Regions from separate parts of the Homo sapiens genome. Here region 2 is linked to region 1. A link is a loop called in an ENCODE intact Hi-C map of the cell type or tissue named here. Cell type or tissue: A673. All regions are shown on one strand.

Evidence for each region. Peaks named below come from ENCODE experiments on the same cell type or tissue, not always from the same donor. Only the 100,000 strongest peaks of a DNase experiment are listed, where the experiment ranks them.
Region 2: it touches region 1 in a loop (5-fold over the local background); 34 of 110 quality-filtered maps call a loop at or near these places.

Annotation. Positions count from the first base shown.
Region 1 is chr4:54,315,198-54,323,197 of GRCh38, reverse strand. No RefSeq gene overlaps it. Among named protein-coding and RNA genes, the nearest start is that of LINC02283, 14 kb to the left of the region's middle. In A673, CTCF peaks have their summits at 201 (motif pointing left) and 4,099; a DNase peak (open chromatin) is centred at 157.
Region 2 is chr4:55,308,269-55,316,268 of GRCh38, reverse strand. It overlaps the pseudogene LRRC34P2. Among named protein-coding and RNA genes, the nearest start is that of SRD5A3, 34 kb to the left of the region's middle. In A673, a CTCF peak has its summit at 3,562 (motif pointing left); no DNase peak of the experiment used is centred here.

The sequences.
Region 1 (8,000 bases):
ATTCATCGAGTGTTCATTGGCTTCATGGCCATATTCAAGACATCAGGTGGGCATGGTCTCAGCTGAACCACAGCCTTCGGCAGTGGGCCCTCCTCACCTGCCTTCCTGGCCCAGATAACAATAGGAAAGTCAGAGCAAAGAGCAGGTCGGCCAGAGCACTATCTTTGTGTGATGCTTCCCCCTTGTGGCCAACTTGCCACTTTGGACAGGAGGTAAAGAATTCTCCAAAAGGTCTTCCTGTTCAGGGATTACCACTTAGGCAGGTAAGATGCCTGGGCTGAGGCCTGAGCCTGGGTGGGCTCTCCCATGCCCCAGGCTCAGAGATTTCACGTGAAGAATCCGGCTTCTTCATCCACTCTCTACTCCTTCGTGGACAAGGCAGGTGGAGGACAGATTGGCCCACAAGAAATCTGGGTGTTTGAAGATTAGGGACCCCAGAATAGTCTCTGACCTCCAAATTCCAGCCAGGAAACTCATCATTGTTTACCACCTGATGCTCTAAGACACATCAGTGCTTGACTGTCAACATATGTTCAGTGCATCTTGAGGGTGTTAATAGGCTGAAAGCAATGGCCAATTGTCCAGGATGACTGGGGAAGAGAAGAGTTGGTGGTTAACCATCCCATAATCTTCATCAAAGCTGCCCTCAGGCCTTCCTTGGTGTTTCTATTCTTTCCTTATGTATGTATAAATACAATTTATAAATTTCATATATATATTTCAGTATATATATATGTATATATATACATATATATATATACTGGAACATATAAATATGTACTTCAGTATATATATACTGGAACACATAAATATATATATAATATATATACTGAATAGAAATATATTTTTACATTCTAAAACTATATTGACCCAATTTGGCAGCCTAAGCGATGATGAAGCGGAGCAGATTTAGCTTGGCACATGGAGTCCTGTTCTACACAGGCTCCAAGACGAGCAGAGCCAGCCTATGATGGAGAGAGTGTCTGAGAGTAGAAAAATAATCAGAAAAATGGTGGCGGGCAAGGTAGAAGAATTAGTGGCAGAACGTTCCTGGATTATTTTTCTGAAGTCAGAAGCTCCAAGGAGGCAGCACTAATGGCAATTAATTGGTTAAAAGAATATTTCAACTAAACTTGTCTCACACTGGGTTTATGTAACTTGGTCTAGTGTAAGGTTCAGGGTGAAAATGGAGATAAGAATTAGAGTCAAGATGGCAGAAAATCTTCCCATTCTTGTTCTTGATAGAAAATCCATCTTCCGTTCTCCTCGCACCTCCTATGTCTTGTTTACATCGTTCATAATGCCTTCTCTTTCTGCTTGCAGGCCTGATTTTAACTCTAACAAATAAACTATTTGGGCAATTATTTCACTAAGTCTTTTTCCACTACCAAACCAGAAATGGGGACAGAAATGACAACAAATGTCTTTGAGTGAATGAGTGAATGAATGAAGGGCTGGATCACTGAATGAATAGGTGTTCAGTGCTGTGTTGGGTACAAGGGGTCCAGAGAGGAACAGAGAGAGGAGGCCTGGCCTCAAGGATCTGACAGTGGAGCAAGTAATTAGAAGGCTGAGGAATGCTTCAAAGCACAAGGGCAGTGAGCTATGAGAGTCTCCAGCAACCTGGCATGGTTTGGGGGTATATGAATTTAATGCCTCAAAAAATGCTTTGTTTAATGCACTAAACAAAGAGGTGGGAATCTGAGGAAAATGAGTGCCAGGCAGACAGAACTGTGTATGCCAAGGCCCGAGGCAGGGAAGGGATTAGCTCATTAGCAAGAGGGAAAGAAAATCACTGTGGCTGGGCCAGAGCGAAGGGGAGAAGGGCATGGAGTGAGGGGGCAGGGGCCAGATCACACAGGGCCTTCAGTCCTTACTGGGCTGGGCTTTTCTCTAAGGGTAGTAAGAAGCCATTGATGAGTAGTAAGCCATGCAGTGACATAATCAGGTTTGTTTTTTTTTTTAAAAAAATGAATTTCTCTGGCTGCTGTGTGGAGAATGGATTGGCCAGAGGGAAGAATAAAGAAGGCAAGGCCCGTCAAGAGGCTGCAGCGGCAGTCCAGGTGAGAGGTGATGCAGGCTTGATCTTGGTGGCAGTCCTGGAAATGAGGAGGATGGGGAGGATCCGGGAGTAATTCAGGAAGAACTTGTAAAGTGTATGAGTCAGAAGAAGGAGTCAGGGATAACACCCAGGTGTGCGGTTTGGGCAGCTGATGCACAGGTACTAAGAGGAGCAGTTCCTGGCTCATTTGGGAGCATCTTGAATTTAGTGTCCTGTGAGGAGCCATATGGTCAGTAATTGCTATGCAAGTCTGGAGCCTGAGAGAGGGCAGTGCTGGAAATAGAGAGAGTGTGAATGGTAAATGAACGGGGCGGGTCCAGGTAAGAGGAGCCTGAGGGAGTCCACCGACAGGCCAGTGGCTAGGCTGCCATGACTGTCTAGGGCAACGCAGCAACTCTGTGTGGTAACTCTTCCTGCATTTTGTTTTCTAGTCTGCATTTTCATGGGCATCAGATAATTAAATTCTCATATGTGGTAGAGGCTATGGTTGCTTACCCCATACCTATTCTCTCCTCTGCCTTGACAACAGACTCCTCTATTGTCAAAGGTCTCAATGTGCCCAGCTAGAAAACTATGCCTCCCGGCATCCTTTGCAGATAAAAATGGCTAGTGGGGTAAAAATGGAAATTGTTGAATGAGACTTTTAAAAAGTGTCCTAAGGGGGGCTGACTCAGCAAGGAGGCATATAACCTTTGGCTCTTCTATTTTTCTTTATTTCCTCCCTGGGACTTGGGCCTAATGGCTGGGGCTTCATTGGCCCTCTTGGACCATGAAGTAAACTTGAGGATGGAAGCTACACACTAAGGGTGGGGAAATGAGCAGAAAGATAGTTTCTGGGTCTCTGATGACTGTGAAGTTACCCTACCAGTCTGGGTGACTTCCAGGTTTCTTTGACATGAAATAAAAAATAAGCTTCTGCATTGTATAAGCCACTGATATTTGGATTTTGTGATTTATGCAGTCAAACTTAATCTGATAGATCATTCATACAATAATCAAACATGACAGTGAATTCAAGAGACTATATAGGAATACGCAAGAAAGGATAATGCAGGTCGGGTTGCTGCATGAAAGAAGAAAATGTTCTGTCTTATATCATCAGGGAAATTTTCCACATTTCTTTCAATGTCTTGAACTGGGAGTGCAACAACCAAAGCAGAACGTCCCAAGTCTCTCCCCTTGGGAGTCTATTAGCAACTGCATCTTTGAAATCACAAGGGCATGTCAATTCCATATACTGAAAGCAAGTACAAAAACTGTGCTCAATGTGATTAAGACCTAACAACTATAATTGAATAATTGCAAAGTTTATTTCAGACAATTTAGAAAGTGCAGGTATCTCAACTGCTTGGAATTCACATTCTGTACAAAGTTTGCTTGCAAAATTTCCAGAAAATTTTATTTATATATATATTTTTTTATATTTTATATATATTTTTTATATTTTATATATATTATATTTTATATATATTTTATATTATATATATAATATATATATATATAAACGTGATTCTCAGTTCCTGTTAGTCCACTAATTCTTCTAGAAGTTGGTCTCCAGGTTGCCTGACAAAGGAGGTATGTGAAGGCCAAAATCCAACCTGGTCTTTCTGCCCAAAGGCTACCTGGGGGTAGGGCCAGTTCCGCCTGGAGGCAGCAGCACTTTTTACAATTTGTCCCCCTTAAGAGGCATCCTTTGGCAATTGACACTGAGATGCTAATGCATTAGCAAGTCCCCTGGTAGATACATGCACTCACGTTGCTCCTCTAAATGGCATTCAAGAAGCTGAGGCATGGGAAGGCGTATCAGGAGTCCCTCCAAACAGCCGAGTAGGCAGATGAGCACTTTGAGGGATTGGTACACAGAAATTTATTACAGGTAGACAGGTATGGATAACCTGTGACCGAGCTGTAGCCACTAATATAAACTCCAAAAAGAGGAAAGCATTTTACTTCCGACCAAGACTAAGGAAATGAGGATGTGACAAAAAGGGGAAATTTTGAAGAAATTTCTTTGGCGCTTCTGTTGCTCTCTAGCAGCCCCTTGTGGTACTTGAAACAATCTGCAGCCCGGTGCCTCTTCCAGGGCCTGCTCTTAGCTGCAAGAGGTTTGAACCCTAAGAAACCGATACCTCAAATGCATTAGAATCCCTCTTCTAGGCACAAGAATCTCATATACCTTTCAAAAAAAAAGTTCACAGTAGCCAAAAAGAAACTAGCAATGCATCAATTTTCTGAACACCAGTGAAGCTCATTCTGTAAGAGAACCAGTTGGGTTAAGAATCTCTCTCTGTCTCCCCCGTTCTCCAAACATTTCATAAAATCTGTGCTCAGGTAAATCAATGGACACAATACCACAGTTCTGTAGGATAGACAGCCAGGAAGTAGGCAAAGGTCGGCTCATGAAGGGCCCTTTGTGTTCTGCTGGGAAATTTTAAGGCAATAGGGAGGTAGGTAGGATGTAAGTAAGGAGGTGACACGATCAAACCTATTATTTACAAAAGATCGTCCTGGAAACAGGGTGCAGCTTGGTTGGGCTGGGGGGAGAATATGGATTAGGAGACTGTGACGTCAAGACTGACTTGGGTCAGGAGACGCTGACCCAAGGCAAGCGTGGAGGCATAAAGACAGAAAAGGAGAGCTTGAAGAGACATGTGTGATGAGAACTGGAAGAGACATGTGTGATGAGAACTGAAGGGCTTAGCAAATGGCCAGATTTCCAACTAAAACAACTCAGTGGCTGGGATCGTCAAGAACTGATACTGCAAACAGGATGTGTGGAGTACGGTAAGGGGTGGAGAGATTGGAAGAGGAGAACTGGATGAGTTTAGATGGTTTCATGGAAAGAGCTTTGCCTCTGGAGTAAGGCTCCTGCCCTGATGCTACTTTGTTCTGTTTTCTATTTGGCATCCATTTCTATGTAGCATCCATTAATCAGAGGGCCAAACTAATGGCCAAAGTTGTTAACATCTCCCCAGAAATCCAGCTTCCACAGGTGCATGAAAATCATTTACAGACCTTCCAACCAGTCCTCAGTCCGTACCCCAAATCACCTCCCCTATCAAACTCACACACCCAAGGGCTAGGCACCAGGTGACTAGAGAATGTCCCAATGCCCCAAAGCCTGCTAGAAGGATGTAGACTAGCCAGTCCTACACTGTTTACCCTGTCCCGCCTTGCCTTTCCTGCAGAAATCCCAGTCCAGGCTGTGGCCTATGCTTTCCCCTTCTGCCTCTTGACCTCTTATGCTTCCCCATGTGACCCTGTGTCACATGACATGCCTTCTCCTCTTGGGAAATGTAGTAAAAATCTTTCAATGGCATTAACTTCTGTGTGATACCACTCAATTCCTTTTATTTATCTTGTTTTTATAGACAAGGTCTCAATCTGTCACCTATGCTGAAATGCAGTCGTGCTATCACAGCTCACTGCAGCCTCAACCTCCTGGGCTCAAACGCTCCTCTTGCCTCAACCTTCTAAGTAGCTGGAAGTACAGGTGTGCACCAACACCAAGACTAGCTAATTTTTTTTTTTTTTTTTTTTTGTAGACACGGGGGTCTCACCAGCTCAGGCTGGTCTGGAACTCCTGACCTCAAGCGATCCTCCTGCCTCAGCCTCCCAAAGCATTGGGATTACAGGCTTGACCCACCATGCCCGGCCTCAATTTGCTTTAAAAATTAAGACATGAGCACAAATCACACCTCTTCCTTTGTAATTCTAGCTATGTTACTACCTTTGAATTTTCTTTTGCTCACCTAAAATATATGAGTAATAAAAAAAATTTATGTGATTGTCATGAGGCTTATTTAAAATATATGATAACAGGACGGGTGTGGTGGCTCATGCCTGTAATCTCAGCACTTTGGAAGGCCAAAATGAAAGGATCACTTAAGACCAGGAGTTTGAGACCAGCCTGGTCAACATGAAGAGACCCCCATCTCTTTTTTTTTTTTTTTTTGAGACAGAGTCTCACTCTGTCACCCAGGCTGGAGTGCAGTAGTATGATCTCGGCTCACTGCAACCTCCGTCTCCCAAATTCAAGCAATTCTTCTGCCTCAGCCTCCTGAGTAGCTGGGACTACAGGCGTGCACCACCATGCCCGACTAACTTTGGTATTTTTAGTAGAGATGGAGTTTCACCATAGTGGCCAGGCTGGCCTCAAACTCCTGTCCTAGTGATCCACCCGCCTTGGCCTCCCAAAGTGCTGGGATTACAGGTGTGAGCTGCCACACCCGGCCCCCATCTCTTAAAAAAAAAGAAAAGTTATAAAAGTCTTTGCACATTATAATCATGTTCATTATTATCACTAACTCTCAAGAATGTGATCTGCTAGTGCCTTTTTCCCAGCAAACTCAGCTTCTTACAGGCACAATATTGTCAATGAATTCATGTTCATGAAGCATCACCCCTGTCCAGATGCAGGGCATCCTATAACCCAGGTAAATTCACTGTGATCTGACCAAGCAACAGATATAGAGCTATGAGAAACAGGATTGGTTGGTCTTACCTAATGCATACAAAACTCTTCACTTAAAAGAGAAAAATTAGTAAAAAGGACTCCCCCTGTGTATTTTTTTAAATGTTATATTTATGATCATTCTAGCTAGAACTTTTCAGGAGTCCAACTATTCAGAACTTGACTATTAAGCCTTTGTTTAAACCCAATTGTTAGTTTATAAAAACTTCCCGCTAGACTCTCAATTATTGTTGTTCTAAACACAATGATTTGAGAACAAAAATGAAACAAAAGATGTTTTAGAAAGAAAAGAAAGGCAATACATGAAAAAAAGCAGACAGAAGGAAAATGGCCTTTTCCAGCAGCAAAATGCTGTTCTTGTTATTCCAAAACATAACAGTAATTCTACAGAGAGCCTCCCACAGTTTCAAGTTGCTAACAAAGAAAGGCTTGTCCAATACCAGTCAGAGAGTATCAGAACCAAGATGGTGACTCTCTTTAAAGGAACTCAGCATGAGAAAATTTCTAGATTTCCCATAGCATTTAATGCTAACTCCATGTGGTTCAGAGTGAGAACAGATTGCAGCAGGATCACAACCAGAATGAGGCATGTGAGATGCCTGAGGTGCAAAATTTAAGGAGGCACATGGACTCCCAACTCTGTTGAGTGTCCCTGGTCCCCACCCTATGGTACAGCTACAAGGATAAAGAATTTCCATTCTAACACCATTAACATAGAGGAGCTCTATCAAGTGGCTAGCCCTCAGCTGTAGCATAGTCTAAATACACACTATTGTATGCTGTACTCCACGCTGAAGCAGGCCTCTATGGATGGACTGGGTCCTTTGCCAAGTAGCTTTCATAGAAATCTAACGACAGTCCTGAATTTGAAGAGGAACTGAAACTAAACATTTGCTTATTCAGACCAGAAGTAGAACAAACTCTCAGCCTCAGTGAGGTACAAGTCAGTGTTTCTGAGAAATTCACAAGTTCTACAAAAACACCTTTTATGAAAGTAGCCACCACCCAAGATCACCCACGTACTTAATTCCAGTAGTGCTTGGGGTAAAAAATTTCCCTATATCTAGTTCTTCCTTTAGCCTCACTCACTCCAGGCTTGGACAGGTTGCCAGTAAAACTCTGGGTTTTTTTTTAAATCTGGGATACAATTATTCCCATAAGTCTGATGGCAAATGAGTGCATTCTGTGGAGTGTTTGGTTTTTCCAGATTCAAGAAAAGCTCTATTTAACTGCAAAGGGTGCTTTTCAGCTGTGTCCCTACTAAAAGCTTCCCATACAGTCACTCTCAAGACTGTTGTTCTTTTTTCACTAGAGACGGCCACAGTCATTATGTTGTAAGCATTCTGAGTTGATGCACATGGGAAGGAACTTCGGGGTCAACATTCAATCTGGCTTCAGGAGTTGCCAGATTTGAGTGTTGGTTTCTCAGTTAGTCTGCTGCCCCGAAGCTCCCCCATAAATCCT
Region 2 (8,000 bases), 990 kb before region 1:
ATTATAATTTTCATGATCTTTACTTTTGTGCTTTTGTGACAGTACAGATTAAAAAATATGGTTTGCATTACTCTTAGAATAATCAACCCTGCACTTGACATGGTTGAGGGGCATGTGTGTATAGTTTATAGATTAATAGTATAGTCCGAATTGCCCTCCAAAGTGGCTATACCAACATATGCTCCTGCCAACACTGTCAAGAAAACTCATTTCCTCAAGTCCTCCCCAACATCTGATATTTTTCGACATTACACATTTTGCCAATCTAATGGAATGAAGAAAAATAACATTTCATGGACGGGTGCAGTGGCTCACACCTGTAATCCCAGCACTTTGGAAGGCCAAGGCAGAGCGATCACTTGAAGTCAGGAGTGCGAGACCAGCCTGGCCAACATGGTGAAACCCTATCTCTACCAAAAATACAAAAATTAGCTGGGCATGATGGTGCACGCCTGTAATTCCAGCTACTCAGGAGGCTGTGGCAGGAGAACTGCTTGAACCTGGGAGGCAGAGGTGGCAGTGAGCCAAGATCGTGCCACTGCACTCCAGCCTGGGCTACAGAGTGAGACTCCATCTCAAAACAACAACAAGAACAACAACAACAAATTTCATTGTTGGTTTAATTTGCATCTTTATTCTGCTTTTCTTCTTAGGCAAAAATGTCCTCATTAGGGAGTTCTTATGTCCTTATCAAGCAGTGGGGAGTCCATCCCCAGATCTGTTCTATCCCAGCACCCCTGGGTGTGGGCTGGAGAAGATGCCTGGAACAGTGCGGAGGTCTGGAGCTCCACATGTGCACACCTCTCCCCCAGGGCTCAGCTCCTATTTTGCAACTTCTGATAGCTTGCCTATCCATGATCCAGCTCTAGAATATTAGGATATGTTTAGAAATGCTGTAAAATGATCACATGCCAGCTCTCCCCTTGTTTTCCTATTTATACATACTGTATGTTATGCCAGATATGCCAATTGTGTTTAAATTGAGGACCTACACTGTGGAATTTTTTTTTTTTTTTTGAGATGGAGTCTCACTCTATTGCCCAGGCTGGAGTGCAGTGGTGCGATCTCGGCTCACTGCAAGCTCCACCTCCTGGGTTCACACCATTCTCCTGCCTCAGCCTCCCGAGTAGCTGGAACTACAGCCACCTGCCACCATGCCCGGCTAATTTTTGTATTTTTAGTAGAGACGGGGTTTCACCATGTTGGCCAGGATGGTCTCAATCTCTTGACCTCATGATCCACCCTCCTCGGCCTCCCAAAGTACACTGTGGAATTTTAACAAAACAGAAAAGTTTTGTGATTATGAAAGTACTAAGTGTACATTATTTAAAACTTGAAAAGTTAAAGAAGTAGAAAGCTATCTTCCATGTACAGGCAACCATTGTCTCATCTTAACCATTGTTAAGATGAAAATAGATGTTTTGAGGAAAACACAGTTTCAGGTGCAAGCATATCTACCTTTTATCTAGATTTTACAAGTGCCTGCTATAACCATTTTTTAAACATTCAGGAAGGTAATTTTCTTATTTCCCCTATTAGGTTGTTTATGAGTGTGTTTGTGCTTTGCTCATTCCGATTCTCACACAAGCTTTGAAAAGCTCAATAATCTGTGAAACTATCTTGGCTGAACTGGACTTCAGACCCAGAGGTGCCACATGTCCTAGGAGTAGACAAGCCTCTTAAACTTCCCTAGAGGGATAGGAGAACTTTACAATTGTCTTAAAGCACTCTCAGGGGATAACCCCTTATTTGCATGAGGCCCAGGAATCCCAACTGGAAAGAATATGCGACCCTTCCTCAGCTGGTGTTGAAAAACATAGATGTGCCCTGATGCCTGGGAAAAAGTCTAGCAACACGGACCAGATTGAATGTAGGGAAGCAGTGGCTCCAAGTTAAACACGAGCCTGTGCCTGCCCAGTGTCTTGGCTGCATTTACTAAGCTCCTAGGTTGTGCCAACTGAGGAGACAAAGACAACTTCTTGCTTCCCACTCTCTAATGCAGCCAATGGGAGAGGCAATTGGCTGTTCATTTTGCACACCAAATTCCTGGAGAAAGATTTTCTTCAATAAGTGCAAAAGAATATTGTTTATCATGGTGAAGATAAATGCACAAGGCTGCATAATTTTTCACAGTTGATTAAGAGACATGTTGAATTAAATGTTTGGAATCATTTCTGTTCTATTATGAAAATTATTTGTTGGCTACTACTTGTTTCCTTTTCTAATCCACAGTTTATATAATTGACTCTGAATATTAAGCAGTGATTGAAATGGGTTGCTTCAGAACAGATGGTTTCCTGCTATTATATAGAAAGTGCTTTCTGAAATCCCCTGCCTTAGGAGCTGTGATGCCCTGCATCTGAACAGTAGCCTACACTACCTTGACGTTGGCTGCAATAAAATAACTCATGATGGGATGGTGTATTTTGCTGTCATACTGAAAAGCAATACTACCCTGGAAATAATAGATGTCTTTTAACAGAATAGAAAATGTAGGCACTATCTCAGTGAAACTCTTACTTCACACATGAGGAGTCTTAAAGTGTTGTCAGCAGTCAGCAAAAACATGGATGGAGAACTTGTTGCACTTTAACAATCAATGAAAACAAATTCCACATTCTCTGTATTAGTTCGTTTTCATGCTGCTGATAAATACACAAATGAGACTGGATAATTTATAAAGGAAAAGGAGTTTAATGAATTCACAGTCCATGTGGCTAGGGAGGCCTCACAATCATGGTGGAAGGCAAAAGGCACATCTTACATGGTGGCAGGCAAGAGAGAAAATGAGATCCAAGTGAAAACGGAAACCCCTTATAAAACCATCAGATCTCATGAGACTTATTCACTGCCATGAGAACAGTTTGGGGGAAACCACCCTCATGATTTAATTATCTCCCACCGGGTCCCTCCCACAACATGTGAAAATTATGGGAGCTACAATTTATGATGAGATTTGGTTGGGGACACAGCCAAACCATATCATTCTCTAATATCTACCTTTGGGGAAAAAAACACATTTGTTAGGGCTATATGCATGGCATATTCAGACTTAATTCAAATGGGGCGTCTAAAAACAGACAATGTGGATGTGGAGCCATTTGTGGTGACAAACGCATGTGTCTTACAGAAGTCTCCAATGGCCTTAAAAGGCATTATTACTGGACACCAACCTAGGGAGAAGCTTACGACCATTCATTTCATGTAGGTTTTGCTCTTGTTCCAGTAGGTCAACATCTATGGAAAAGAAGCTCTAAAGTAATGTTCATGCATTTGTCTTACTACTTTCACAGAGATTAATATTTTATAGGCTATTCAACTTTTCTTTTATAAATTAAAAATAAAATAAAAGTTTTTCTGTAACAAGTAACCAAAAAAAGCTCAACTTAAAATGGCCTACAAAAAAAGGGGAATTCAGTAAATGAAAAGTCCAGGGACACAGCAGGTGCACTAGCTTGCTAGGGCTGCTGTAACAAATTACCAAAACCTTGGTGGCTTAAAACAATAGCAATGTGTGCTGTCACAGTTCTGGAGGCCAGATGTCTGAAGTCAAGGTACTGGCAGGGTAGTGCTCCCTCTGGAGGCTCTGAAGGAATTTGCCTGTTTAGCTTCTGCTCAACATTTGAGTTCATTGGAACCAAAATTGGAGTGTTTGTGGCTGTGTCCCAAACTCTGTCTCCATCTTCACATTGCCTTTCTGTCTGTCTGTGTGTAATCTCTGGCTTATAAGGAAGCATGGGATTGCATTTAGGGCTTGGATAATCCAGGATAAGCTCCTCCCCACAAGACCATCAACTCAATCCCATCTTTTGCCGTATAATATTCACTTTTTCTATTTAAGGTAACATTTGTAAGTTCCAGGGATTAGGATGTAGACCTATCTTTGTGGCCACCATTCAGCTCACTGCAGCTGGCTTGAGACATGCTGGATCAGACCCAAATTATGTCATCAGCACTTTGTTTCACATTATTTTTCAACTATCTTCTGGTGTGTGGCTTTGAGTTCAGTCTCCATTTATTGTACAGTGGTGGCAACGGCTCTAGATTTTATATACTCTCAGCTTCAAATCTGGTTGAAGCAAATCTTCTCTCCCAGATGCCTCAGTGAGAGTTTCATGGGGCTTCCTTACATCTCAGGAGTCACCCATCTGTTCCCAAACTGATCCCAGTAGCCGGGGGAATCTAAGGTTGTGATTGACATGGCCTGAGTCATATGATCGTGACATCAGCTCTTCTTCATCATCTAATCACATGGACTGGGAGTGGGGGAGGTGTGTGGGTTGTTACTACAAGAAAGGGAAGTGGATGCCGGGTGACAAGATAAAGAAACAAAAACAAATTGAAACAACAAACCCACAAATGTCCACAACATCAGCCTTGTTGATAAGATGCTTTAATAAGGCTCCTGCTCATACAGAAGAAGGAAGCAACTCTATGTAATGCAGGATTGCAGTGGGAAGAGGGTATCTGGTGAGTGGGGCAGGAGGAGAGACTTACTTGAGAAGGGTTTAATTGAGATTTTGTAAAGCTGTGTTCCATGTGAGATGACCCTTCCATGGGCTTCCGTGAATATTAAATAAAATCTAGAAAAATTACAATATGCTTAATTAAACAAATTAATTTCTCATTAAAATAATGAAGGGGTTGAATTTGCATCAAGTTTGGGGGTTGGCCAAAATAGAGTCAGCTCTTGTAGATGAAGCTGGGAGTGCAGACCTGGGTTACATGTAAAATAGAGCCAATGCTCTCTCTTCATAGGGTTGTGAGGGGTCAATTGAGATCAAGGGTATGAAAATGCTTTGTAAACCGTAAAGGGATACACTCCTAGGAGTTACACTTGAGTTGTTTTCATGACTTTCCTCTTAAGTTCATATTCATGTAGGCCTATTAGTTTCCCTCTGACCATCCCCAGACACTGTTGGCCATCAGGAATCAGTCAAGAATGTGGATAAATCTCCTGCAATCCATCTTTCCACCAAGAAATACCTCAGAGCACATCCCTGCTGATGGTAAGGCATCATAGCGAACAACCTGCCAGCTATGATGTATTAGGTAGACAGCAGTTTCAGAGCTTTAGTCAAGCTTCAGTAAATCAGACAAAAGTTGACTTCTTATATTATTTTATGTCAGGGCCTTTTACCTGGGACACATTGATAGGCGTGATTGCATCTGTTTAATCTTCTGAAATAGTATGCAAAATGTGTGTGTGTGTGTGTGTGTGTGTGTGTGTGTGTGTGTGTATCCATGACATGCTTCTTGCATCGTCCTGGGAAGAGGGTCCATGATTTTCCACAAATTCTCAAGGGAATCATGACCCCACCAAAGGTTAAGTGCTACTGACCCATAGTGTTTCCAGTGGGACTTTGTTGAAAGGTGAATGAAGAAATGTGAGAATTCTAATCCCACTCAGTTGTCAGCTTACTTCTACCATCTCTTTTCTGAGGCTCTGTGGTGCTGCTCTGATACAACATCTTAGGAAAAAGCAAAACATGTTGTGTGCGTGTGTTTGTATGTGTGTGTGTGTGCGCGCGGTACTTGTTCTTTCTTTTTTTAAAAAAGACTTATTTTGTGTTTATGTTTTTAATTAGAAAGATAATCATGCTACTTTTAGAAAAATTAGAAACTAAAGAAAAATAGAACGTGGTTTCTGCAAAGATCATTCAAAAACCTCATGAAAAAGTTGGCTGGCAGCATAGCCTAGTGAGTGTCAGATACAGCTGAGTTAGTGTTCCATGAAATTTTGGGAATGATGCTTAATCTCTGTGAGTCTGTCTTCTCATTAATAGCATTGAAATAATCATTGTATTTACTTCATAGGGTTCTTGTGGATTAAATGAGAAAATGAACGTACAGTGCATGCCTGACATTCAGTAAGTGCTTAATACATGATAGTGTTTGGTCATGACTATTGTTCTCTTTCCAATTGTGTTTGCATCCTTGAGATACTGTGTTTATGATTTTGTATCCTGCTTTTTTCTCTTTTCACTGTACTAATTCCCCATGTTATGTTGTACTTTTTATTAGCATTAGTTTCAATGGCTACATTATATGAAACACAGCAGATACACTCAAATTTACTGGACCATTCTCCTGTTGTTAGATATTGAGTGTTTTCAATTTTTAACTACAGTCATGTGCTGCATACCACATTTTTGTCAATGAGGGATTGCATATATGACAGCGGTCCAATAAGGTTATAATGGAGCTGAAAAATTCCTATCACCTAGTGACCTCATAGCCTTCTTAGTGTCAAAGCATAATGCATTACTCCTATGTTTGCGGTGATGCTGGTGTAAACAAACCTACTATGCTGCCAGCCATATGAAGCATAGCATATACTATTATGTACAGTACATAATACTTGATAATGATAATAAATGACTATGTTGCTGGTTCATGTATTTACTATGCTTTTTATGGTTATTTTATTTTTCTTTTCTTTTTTTTCTGAGACAGGGTCTCACTCTGTCACCCAGGCTGGAGTGCAGTGGCACAATCATAGCTCACTGCAGCGTCTACTTCCTGGGCTCAAACTATCCTCCTATCTCAGCCTCCCAAGTAGATGGGACCACAGGTGCGGGCTACCATGCCCAGCTAATTTTTTTTTTTTTTGGTAGGGATGGAGGTCTTGCTATGTTGCCCAGCTGGTCTTGAACTCTTGGGTTCAAGTGATCCTTCTGCCTCAGGCTCCCAAAGTGTTGGGATTAAAAGTGTGAGCCACTGTGCCTGGCCTTTTAAAAAGTCCTAAACACTAGACTACCAGGGATATTTTTATTTTTGAGTATATTCCTTCTAAGAAAAAAGTTAACTGTAAAATAGCCTAAGGCAGCTCCTTCAGGAGGTACTCAGAAAAAGGTATTGTTATCATAGAAGATGACTACAGCTCCTTGTGTGTTATTTACCTCAAAGACTTCCAGTGGGATAAGATGTGGAAATGGAAGACAGTGATAGTGATGATCCCAACCATGTGTAGGCCTGGCTAATGTGTGTGTTTGTTTGTGTCTTTGTTTTCAACAAAAAAATTTAAAAGTAAAAAATAAAATGTAAAAATAGAAACAAGCTTATAGAATAATAATATAAAAGAAGAAAATATTTTTGTTCCATTGTATAATGAGTTTATCTTTCAAGCTAAGTGTTATTACAAAATAGTCAAAAAGTTAAAAAATTTAAGTTTATAAAGTAAAAAAGTTACAATAAGTTAAGGTTAATTTATTATTATTGAAGATGGAATTTTTTTTTAATATTTAGTGTAGCCTAAGTGCAGAGTGTTATAAAAAGTCTATGGTAATCTACAGTAGTGTCCTAGGCCTTCACATCCAGTTGCCACTCACTGAGTTGCTCAAAGCAGCTTCCCCTCTTGCAAGCTCCATTCATGGTAAGTGCCCTATATAAGTGTACTCTTATAGAAAATTTATGTATTAAAAAGAAAACTTTTATACTGTACTTTTACCATACTTTTTCTTTTTTTTTTTTTTTTGAGATGAAGTCTTGCTCTTGTTGCCCAGGCTGGAGTGCAGTGGCATGATCTCGGTTCACTGCAGCCTCCGCTTCCCAGGTTCAAGTGATTCTCCTGCCTTAGCCTCCCGAGTAGCTGGGATTACAGGTGCCTGCCACATGGCTGGCTAATTTTTGTATTTTTAGTAGAGATGGGGTTTCACCATGCTGGCCAAGCTGGTCTCAAACTCCTGAATTTAGGCAATCTGCCCACCTCGGCCTCCCAAAGTGCTGGAATTACAGGCATGAGCCATCGCGCCTGGCTACTGTATTTTTTCTATGTTTAAATATATAAATATTTGCCATTGTGTTACAGTTGCCTACAGTATTCAGTACAGTAACATGCTGTACAGGTTTGTAGCCCAGGAGCATTAGGCTATACCAAACAGGCTAGCTGTGTAGTAGGCTATACCATCTAAGTTTGTGTAAGTACCCTCTATGATGTTTGCACAATGATGAAACTGCCTAATGATGAATTTCTCAGAAAATATTCCCGTTGTTAAACG